Regions from separate parts of the Homo sapiens genome. Here region 1 is linked to region 2. Evidence: chromatin contacts called from ENCODE Hi-C or POLR2A ChIA-PET data. All regions are on one chromosome and are shown on one strand. Each heading gives the region's core, a stretch centred on a gene start or an enhancer-like site at or near the end of the contact. The rest is flanking DNA. Distances are from core to core; before and after follow the strand shown.

The links. Hi-C counts contacts between places; a loop is a spot of excess contacts on that map. ChIA-PET counts read pairs that join two places held with the same protein, here RNA polymerase II (POLR2A). Pooled maps may share reads with other maps.
Region 1: a loop to region 2 is called in a pooled map, with 2.4 times the contacts of the local background. The contact joins the promoter of MYOSLID-AS1 here to the enhancer-like site in region 2. A Hi-C loop is called at or near these places in 9 of 50 pooled maps. POLR2A ChIA-PET finds 5 or more read pairs at or near these places in 3 of 52 experiments (BJ, MCF 10A and activated naive CD4-positive, alpha-beta T cell).

The regions. Positions count from the first base shown.
Region 1 is chr2:207,252,336-207,256,991 of GRCh38, forward strand. It overlaps MYOSLID-AS1 (MYOSLID antisense RNA 1), which reads right to left and starts at 1,981. Exons shown (of 4, transcript NR_110283.1): 1 at 1,854-1,981.
Region 2 is chr2:207,113,701-207,118,343 of GRCh38, forward strand. The region is part of intron 2 of KLF7 (KLF transcription factor 7); the gene reads right to left. Among named protein-coding and RNA genes, the nearest start is that of MIR2355, 5.9 kb to the left of the region's middle. Within about 2 kb of position 2,456, at least 2 of the 41 ENCODE cell types and tissues checked have a DNase peak (open chromatin) inside an H3K27ac peak, as active enhancers do.

The DNA of each region.
Region 1 (4,656 bases), core at 731-3,230, 140 kb after region 2:
GAATCCTGATCTCTCTGGAAAAAAAGGAGAGATGTTGAGCTACAAGGAGGCAAGGCTCACAGAGCCAGATGAAAACATCCTGCTTAGAGCACATGGAATGTCTCTGTTACATTTCTGCGGTCACTGAACTATAAACTAGGCTCCTGCAATATATATCTGCACTTGGTCACCTGAATATATAAAGGTGTTTAAAAAGCAAGTCTGCAAGCCATTTCTCTCTTTTTTTTTTAACTGACTCTCTTCCAAAAAAGTAACTAAATGACACATTACTATGTTTCCACATAATCTCTTATCAGATTTGAGCAGATTTGTCATAGTCCTAGACAGGTGTTAGTATCTTTGTTTATCCCAGCCTTCCACACCTTGCAAGATCATTCAGCCTTCCTTCTAGAAATTTTATTCCCTTCTTTGATACACTGGATTGACTGAAAACAGGTTTTGCATATACTTCAAGAGAATAAAAATATTTTTTGCATTAAAAATAGAATCACCACAGGCACAGAGATAGTTAGACATTTAAACAAAGGGTATATCAAATCTTCTATTCTTCTAGCTAATCTATTTTCAGTACTGCCAGAAACACCTAACAAACTACAGTCTCACAAAATCAGAATCTGTGGTACTAGTATCATGTGGTGATGATTAACCTTGTCAACTTATTTTTTAAATAATCCTCATCGTTTATACCATTGTAGTAAAGGGTTCCCCTCTCCCATGCAGCAAGTCCAGAATGAAAGTGGGTTGTTCCCATGGCAACAGAATACAAGGCAGAGAACTCCAGAGAAGGGGGGCGGGTGCATCTCTACACTCAAGGCCATAGCTGCAAGAAAGCCCCAGGCTCCAGGATGGTGGCAGCAAAGAGATGCAACCTGCCATGACATCACACTGCCAGATGGCCTGCTGTTGACATAGGGTTCCCCCCCAACTAATTATTTGCATAAATCTGGATCATTCATTCAAAGAAAAATAAAGGATTCACTCAAGTATACATTGACGTACTTATTAGACAGTTTTTCTCTTTGAACAACTTAGTATTACAAACATTCCCCAAACACCAAGCACATAGTTGCCTTACACATGGAAGCTGTTTAAGAAGCATGTATTTCACGATATATTGGACCCCTTCCTGAACCAGGTATTGCTCAAGATCCAGAGGAGAGTTCTCTCTCTCCAGAGAGTTCACTGTTTAGTGGGTGGACAAGCATGTATAAAGATCCATAGAACCTTACATATCAGCTTAATGATAGACTTGCCCAGGGTATCACAGGGGTGAGAATTCAGGAGAGGAGACCACAACCCTGGAGAAATACATAGGAGGGGAGAAAGGAGACAACGTACGTGTCACATGACCCCGAGGATGAATGAGGAGCTATTGATGCTCCATTGTTTGCTCTGTCTGCTTGCTTTGAGATTGTTGGCGGAGCAAACAGCACAAGCAAAGACCCAAAGGCAAAAAGTAGCACAGTCTAAGTAGGGGAAGCATATGCAGTTTGCTTGTGTTGAACACAAATCTGTAAGGCAGGGACTGGAGGGAGCTGAAGCTAGAGACACAGGGAGCTAAGATGTTAAGAGAACATGTAAGTCCCTCCATCTGGAGAGCTTGGACTATATTTTCTGGGCAATGATGGCACCAACGTGATAAAGCCTGCTTTCTGGATAGACTCAACAGCAGTGAGGAGAGTTGCTTAACAGATAAGATTGGAGTCCAGAGGACCCGTCCCAAGACTGCTTCAAACATCCAGGCAAGAGACAATAAGAGCCTGACTTAGATGGAGGACTAGGGATGGAAGGGTGAGGAGACATTCTAGAAATATTTAGTGAGTAAAGTCACATAGCTTCTCAGCATGACTCACCTTCCCAAATTCCTAAGACTCAAATCTCCATCCACGTCTCCATACCAATTTCGACACTGAAGAAAACCTGGAGGGAGGAAGGATAAGATTTGCAGCGGCTAAAGCTCCTTCAATAGTACATAGCTTATACGGTACATTCGTTGAGCCACTTAAAATGATCAGAGTCACTTTAAACCTTATTGGCTGAGTCGATGAACAGGCAAAATATTTCTTTCTTGAATAGTCCAGTACATTGTTTTCCACAATTAGCGGTCACTGGGGTCGGAAAAAGAACGGAGGTTTTTAGAAAGATTCTGAACAATGTATCAATGCCAACTGAGAGTGGCAGGCACAACAAAACTGATAATGCTTCATATTGAGATAGGATCATTCCTCTGTGGCTTTCCTAGTTTCACAGTGAATATTAATTTTTAGAGCATTCCTATGAAGTAGAAAAGTGGCAAAGCAAGTTGGCTCCATTTCCGTGTGTGGGGCGGGGGTGGTAAGATACTAGTGCAGAGAGATGAACTGACTCGTCAGAGGCAAGGCTAGTTGGAGGAAATCCAGAGGGCAGTTTGGGCTTCTTGGTTTCTTCTGGTTTTATCATCTAAACCCATCCTAATGAGGTTACTGTCTTTAACTCAGCCTGTCCAGATCTCATCTAAAAAGAGGAAGCAAAGACCTGGGTAATTTTCCAGATAATTTCTTTAAAAGAGAAAAAAGCAACCTCTCTTTCCTCCAAATTGTTTATAATTGATGCAATACAGGAAGTCTCACTGCTTGTTAATGAGCTCCCAAACTCAAATTTTGCTATTTAATTTCTTTTTGAAATCTGCGTTTGCCCGAAATATCTCAGTAATTCAAGTGGAAAGGGAAGTTTTGCCTAAATTATGAAAATGACCTCAATTTCCTTCTTTGCGTAGCTAAGGGAGAAGTGGGCAGAACATGGTATCTGAGCTGTAGGAATCAAACCCTTCCCCATGGCCTGGGGTACATGGATCCCCTCTTGGTGTTGGGGAAACCCCACACTCAAGTTCAACATTGTCATCCTGTTTTCCGTCGTCAATCTGTAAGTCTTCATCCTTTACTCATTTGTATCTCCCAGGACTGCAACAGACACCACCTGCTTTGTTTCATTTATGCATTAGTAAAAACGTAGGACTTATACTAATGATTGGAAGAAATGACTCATTTCAAGTTCTTGCTACAGGGTCAGTCTTGGACACAGTTTATTTTGTATGTATATAAAATGGGTAAATTGAGCTAGCAGTGATGAAGCAAGGAAATGACTGCCCTGCCTGCTTTTTTGCCAAAGCACACGTCCCAGTTCTTTGTCTGACTCTAGTCCCTGTCATCTGCCAGTCTGCTTTTGTCTTTCCCTCATTCGGCCACTCTTCCCTTACTCCTTTCTTCTTGTATCTCTCGGGATAGAGCCACATGCCTCTGGACGGCTTCCATTCAGTGAGAACCTTGGATAACAAGGTGGTCCACAGGCAGCAGTTCAGCTGAAAAGCAGCAGCCCTATCCTGAAGCTATTTTGGAGGCAGACTATGAGTCGATAGCAGGACACCAACAGTTTGCCTCTTCACTGGGGCTCACAGATAAAAGCCTCAGATCTTGATGATGAACAGCGGCAGCTCCTTTGGGCGGGCATGTGGGCTGTCCTGCTGCTCCCGGCAGTCAGAAGAGCCAAGAACAAAAGATGTCCGCCAGGCCGCCCTGGTACCCAGCCGGAGCACACTGGGTGTCTTGCACACTCACATCCACACACTGCCCGACTCCCTGAGGCATGGAGATTGCTCTCTTCTGGATTCACACATCTCCCAAAAGGAAGAGCCCCTTTCTGAGATAAAATCACTGCATTTTTACACCCTGAACAATTAGACAAGATTTCCCAAAATGTAAGAGCAGTTAGTAGTTAGTAGACTCCATCCAAGGCGGTGAAGGCAGGAGGAGAGAAAAGGAGGGAGGAGGGAGAGGGTGGGGGAAGGAGAGCAGCAGCTTTGGAGTCTTTGTTTCTCTCCCATCTGGCTGAAAGCCAGAGGCGAAGATCGAAGAGACCTATCCTTTGTCCACTGATCTGACAGTCATCCCATGTTACCACTCGGCAAAATCAAAGTGAAATGCGTTCACACATTCACGTCCATCGCTCAAAAGGTTGCTATGAAATCTGTCTTCCTGTGCCTAATGGCAGCAGGATTTCTATGCAACAGTCCTGTTTTCAAGGTCATAATAAAATGAAGAGAGCTCCACTTTTTCCACTATAGTCCATCATTCTTAGCATGCTCCTGTCCTCCCAAGGACCCAAGCATGTGCTCTGTGACTTTAAGGGAAGAGAGAGTTCTTCCCAGCCTCTCTCTATCACGTCAGGTTAGGCTGTAGCATGTAAAGTTCCAGGCCATAAATAATTCAAAAGGCATGAAGAAGATTTTCTTCATTCTCCATCTATCTCTGCACACAACATCCCTCCCTCCCTTTCTGGCTTATAACAAATGCTAATTTAATCAACTGGCAGTAGATTGTACTGGTTGCTGACTCATGCCAGACACAGCCCCTATGGACTAACAGAGCTATGCCATCTCATTTGGAAATGAACAATGAAGAAGTGTGGTCCTGAGCTGACCACCTTCCTGCATTTGTCCTTTGTTTCCTCATTTTTCTACCCTCCTCCCCTAAAAAAAGGTTATTTACAAATGTATCCCCTGACATACACGCAAGCAATTTACATGGCAGCCACACCGCCTGCAAGGGGCTGAGCTACATGCAAGCTATGTGGCCTCTCAACTGCCTGTAAGGACACATGGGACTTCCCTAGTGGTCCTGA
Region 2 (4,643 bases), core at 1,206-3,705:
GATAGCCAATTAGCACACTGTATTTAATGCTGATGTGGTTTCCTAGTAACAAGATGTACAAGTCTGTCTGTTGCATTTTCCCCCTCCCCTTCTCACATTTTCCTCAATCATGCACAGTATTACTATTTGCCCTAATTACTGTTTCTCCACTGCTTCCAGCGACCATTATTTTATCCCCAGAGAAATTGGAGGAACTCAGGAAAAATCTTCTGTAATGACAGTATTTAGTTTCAAATTCAGTTTAGTTGTAAGCCTTGAGACACTAAACAACAACAAAGAATGAAAAAAACAAAAAGCCAGCAAATTGCCCTCTGCCTAAATTTTTAAGTAGCCTATGATACCTTTTCTAAACGCTAATATTTACGTGCAAGTGAAACAAAAAAATTTAATACATACCGTCATTTTGCCACACATTACATTTTCAAATAGGGTGAATCCTCTGTGTACTTGAATTTATTCATATTGATTTTCTGACATTCTCTCCCGAACACTAGGAACATAAAATGTCTTATTACCTATATCAAGGAAGGAAGATGTATCTTTTGTTGCTCTTTTTAAAATACCAATACTAGTTTCAACAGGCTCATGACCAATTGAGAATTCAATATGAGGGATCATTATTTCCTTTCTGCAACAGAAGTTCAGTACAGGTGAAGGATGTTGCATATCCCATAGTAAGGGGATTCCAAACACCATGTGATAAGTTCATAACCAAGCAACGAATTCCATGAGATGACATTAAACTACATAAACACACGAAATGAAGACAGAAACCTTTTAAACAGGACTACTGCACAGTTATTCTAAAATATTTCCTACCATATCTTGGTGCTCTTCTACACTCAAATATGTACCAGAGTCAAGCTTTTTCTTGGTTCTATTCATTAAGACACAGATAGAATCCTGCATTTTTTAGGGCAACTGCTAGACTCCTAGAACCACTCTCATTTAACATTGGCTTCAATATTAGAGCAAACTATAGTCCTTATTACAAAACATCCCTGCTAGGAAAATAGCAAGGTCTCCAGAGAAAGATATTAGATACCCTAAGACACCTAACTAGGCAATACTCTACCATGGAGGTCAAGTTCTTTCTCAGCTAAGGATGGCTTCTGGTTTCCTGCCTGCAACAAAATGATTGATAGCTTTTATCATTTTTAGCTCATCTAGTGAAACAGATAAAACTATGCAGACCCAACAAAGTTGGGATTAAAACATCTTTTTACATTATTTGCCTGAAAACAATATGTACCACTTTACTGAATTCCATACATGTTATAGTAATGGAAACGGATACATTTTAAAGGCAGAAACAACAAAATAAGCCTAAGTATATGTTTTATAATACCAGATGAGTAGTTTAGAATATAAAAGGAGTTTTAATCTGTAAATGTATTTTATTTTGCAAACAAAATAAAAGGGGTCTTACATGAATGCAGATAACTTTTGAAGGGAAGAAAAAAAAAGATGTCAGTTGCAAAAAAAAAAAGGGGGGGTATGCCAAGGAAGTTTGGTTTAGGACAAAGCTGGACTGAGGCTCCATAAGGAACCAGCAATGGGGCATTCTGATCTTTCCTCCCCTACAAGATTATGGGGTCCAATCCCGGGTCAGTCCCCAGCTCACCTAGCTCCATAAACATACATGTTGAAGGAGAAGGTAGGGTGAACAGAAATATGGAACAAAGCATGCTAAGCTTATTCTCATTGCAGACATCCTTAAATAATTGAAGTGCTTTCACCTCCATTATTTCACCACCCATTGGTGACTGAACATGGGGACACTGCAGGAGTGAGAAGTAACTCCATCAGTGGTTGGCTGAATAACCAGCACATTAAAAAGTCACCAACTTTTAATTATTTTAAGTGATCTTGCCTCGACCAACATTTAGCTTAATAATGTCATGTCAATACATTAACAAATTGTTGAAAGGAAGCCACTTTTAGAAAATGTAGAAAATCCAGTAGCAGAGGAGGGGTAGATGGGATGGTGCTGGAGTAAAGTGGGGGAATGCCATCCCAGTTCCCAACACTCCCCCATCATGTCTCCCTACCTGTTTACAGACTACTGAAATTCTATTAAGTTTCCCCTAATTGAAGGTTAAAAAACTAATAATAGAAGATTAAAGTGTTATACACTGGTGGATGGACGTATAATCCACTGACCACAACAGTCTACAGTGTACCAACCACAACAGTCTACAGTGTATTGCTACCAGATCCTTTCTGCTGTGAAGGATAGAGGAAAGCTGCAGGGCAGAAAGTGACAGAGTACAGGAAGGGATCAGATATTAGGTACTTAGGTAGGGAATGCAGAAGAAAAAAACCCCATATTTTAGAAAACAAGTTTGGCCAGGGCTATCCAGTTTGCCTCCATCAGGGTGAAGACAAATAGAAACTGCCTGCCTGGAAAGGGTTAGGCGTTCTCCATTCGGTACCGGAGTCGTGCAGCAGAGCTTAGTGTCATCTGACACATTCTGCCCCTGGTGGACCAGATTCCCAAACAGCTGCATTTACTCATCAGAACTAATTTCCTTATATGAAGTTTGTTTCCTGAGGATCCGTTATCAAGGTTTCAACTGTAATTTCTACTACATTCAAGCTGAATATTTTTCAAAGAAAGACAGGTCACCTTACAATTATTTTTCATCTGTCCTTATATTTTAATTTTTTTAAAAAGAGGACCATTCAAAACCAATTTGTTTAAAAAAATTAACACGTGAGTTTCTTAAACTCCATTTCTTTCTAATTCAAACACAATCACTACATTATTATTTCAACTTCAGGAAACATAGAAAATCCCTGCCTACCATCAATTCTTATAACGTCATCTTAGCCTTCACTCTTTACAAAGCTCCACATAGCTTTCCTTGAACCTTCCTATATTATATGTACAGGATAACCATGATCATGACGGTAATTAACACTCATATTATAATAGAAACAGCCTCTGTACATTATCAATTTATTAAAAGGAACAGTTTTTCTAAAAGTTTACACTTGGCCTTCTCAATGTCATTTTTTCATTTACACAGACTTCTCATGACCCTCTTCTTTTCTTCTCTATCAAACAGAACTCGCCCACCCTTGAAACCTTTGAATTTATAAAATTCTATTACTTTCACTGCCTTTTCTGAAATGAGATTCCTCTTTTCTCTTCTCCTTCCTCCCAGTTCCCCCACATCCCCCATCCAAACTATATTCTGAGATCAAGTTCCAAATATAATGATTTTATGAAACCATATTTCAGGCTTTTGTGTCAAAAAGCGAGGTCCTCGGCAATAAAGAGGGACTAGTGTATGTACAGTGGGTGTTCGAAAATATTGTTTATGATGAAATACTCATTAATTTCATGCTTTTCTTTCTCCTCGATTCTTATTTTAACATACTTATTTGCTTTGTGACTATCAATTATCCATTAAAAGGACATCTGGAATAGGCGTCCCACAAAGCCTATATTTATTATCATAGTATAATGATAAAATAAATGTGCTTGCTGTGTATATGCTGAGTTTAGGCCATGCTTCCCAATATATGTTTACATTAATTTATCTTCATAAATGTTAGGAGTTATCATATTGCTAAATTACCATGTGGTAAAGTTTTAAGATTTTACTGAATCAGAAAATTCTCCCAGCGATTGTTTTTCACCACCTCATTTCATACCCTTTCTTTTCAAACTTCTCTTAAGCTCTTGAATATGCTAAATCCAAATTATCAAACCCTCCTATTCAGCTCTCTCCACCTTGTGAACTGAACATTTAACCCTTATTCTTGTTTCCATCCCATAATCGGGGTTTAATGAGTTTCTGCCTCAACACATGGATAAACTTCATTAGCAGCCATGTGTCTCGGCATATTAAAGGCCCTTTAATGTCTTAAAATCGCCCCATTTCAGTTGCTATTGTATAAATTCAAAGAATTCTTATCTATGGCACTAGCAGGTTGAAAGTGGTTGATGAACCCCCTACAGTTCCACACTGAGGTATTAAATTTTATCCTGCTGATATGCCTGACCTTGAATTAGGGCTTCTATTTATATAAATTACTATACTATCACATTGACATCATTTAAAAAGATGAACAGCATCAATAAACACTCTGTCCAGAAGGAGAGAAGCGACTTGTTATCTCCAAATCTTCCATGCTGCCTCTGACTGCTGCTGCAAGCCCCTGCTTTCATTTACTGCCCCATCACCACCCTTCAGCACTCCTTCCCAAATGGACCACCCTGTTCTCCTTTGCTGGTCACTCCATGGTACAGTGCCTGACATCTATGGGCACTTAATACCTGTTCGCAGAAAGACTGAAGAACACATACAGTAAATAAGAAGCAAAACAATCTACTGAGTAGGATGTAAGCCTATAGGTCAGGAGACATGGGTCCAATTTAATTTCTAACAACAGGGACTTGCATAGCCTGAACCAAGTTACTTTTTTGTTGTTGTGGTTCCTCAGTTTCTCCCATGTTGTGATAATACTGACCTTTCTTATTTGATAGGGACAGAATATTAACATTTGTCATTTTAATGCGTGAACTGAGACTGGCATGTCTCTCTTTAACACTAACATTAAAAAAAGTGAAAATAGTAACAACCATAAAATAGTAGCTTTATCAGTAACGATAATAGGCCTGGAAATGGAAG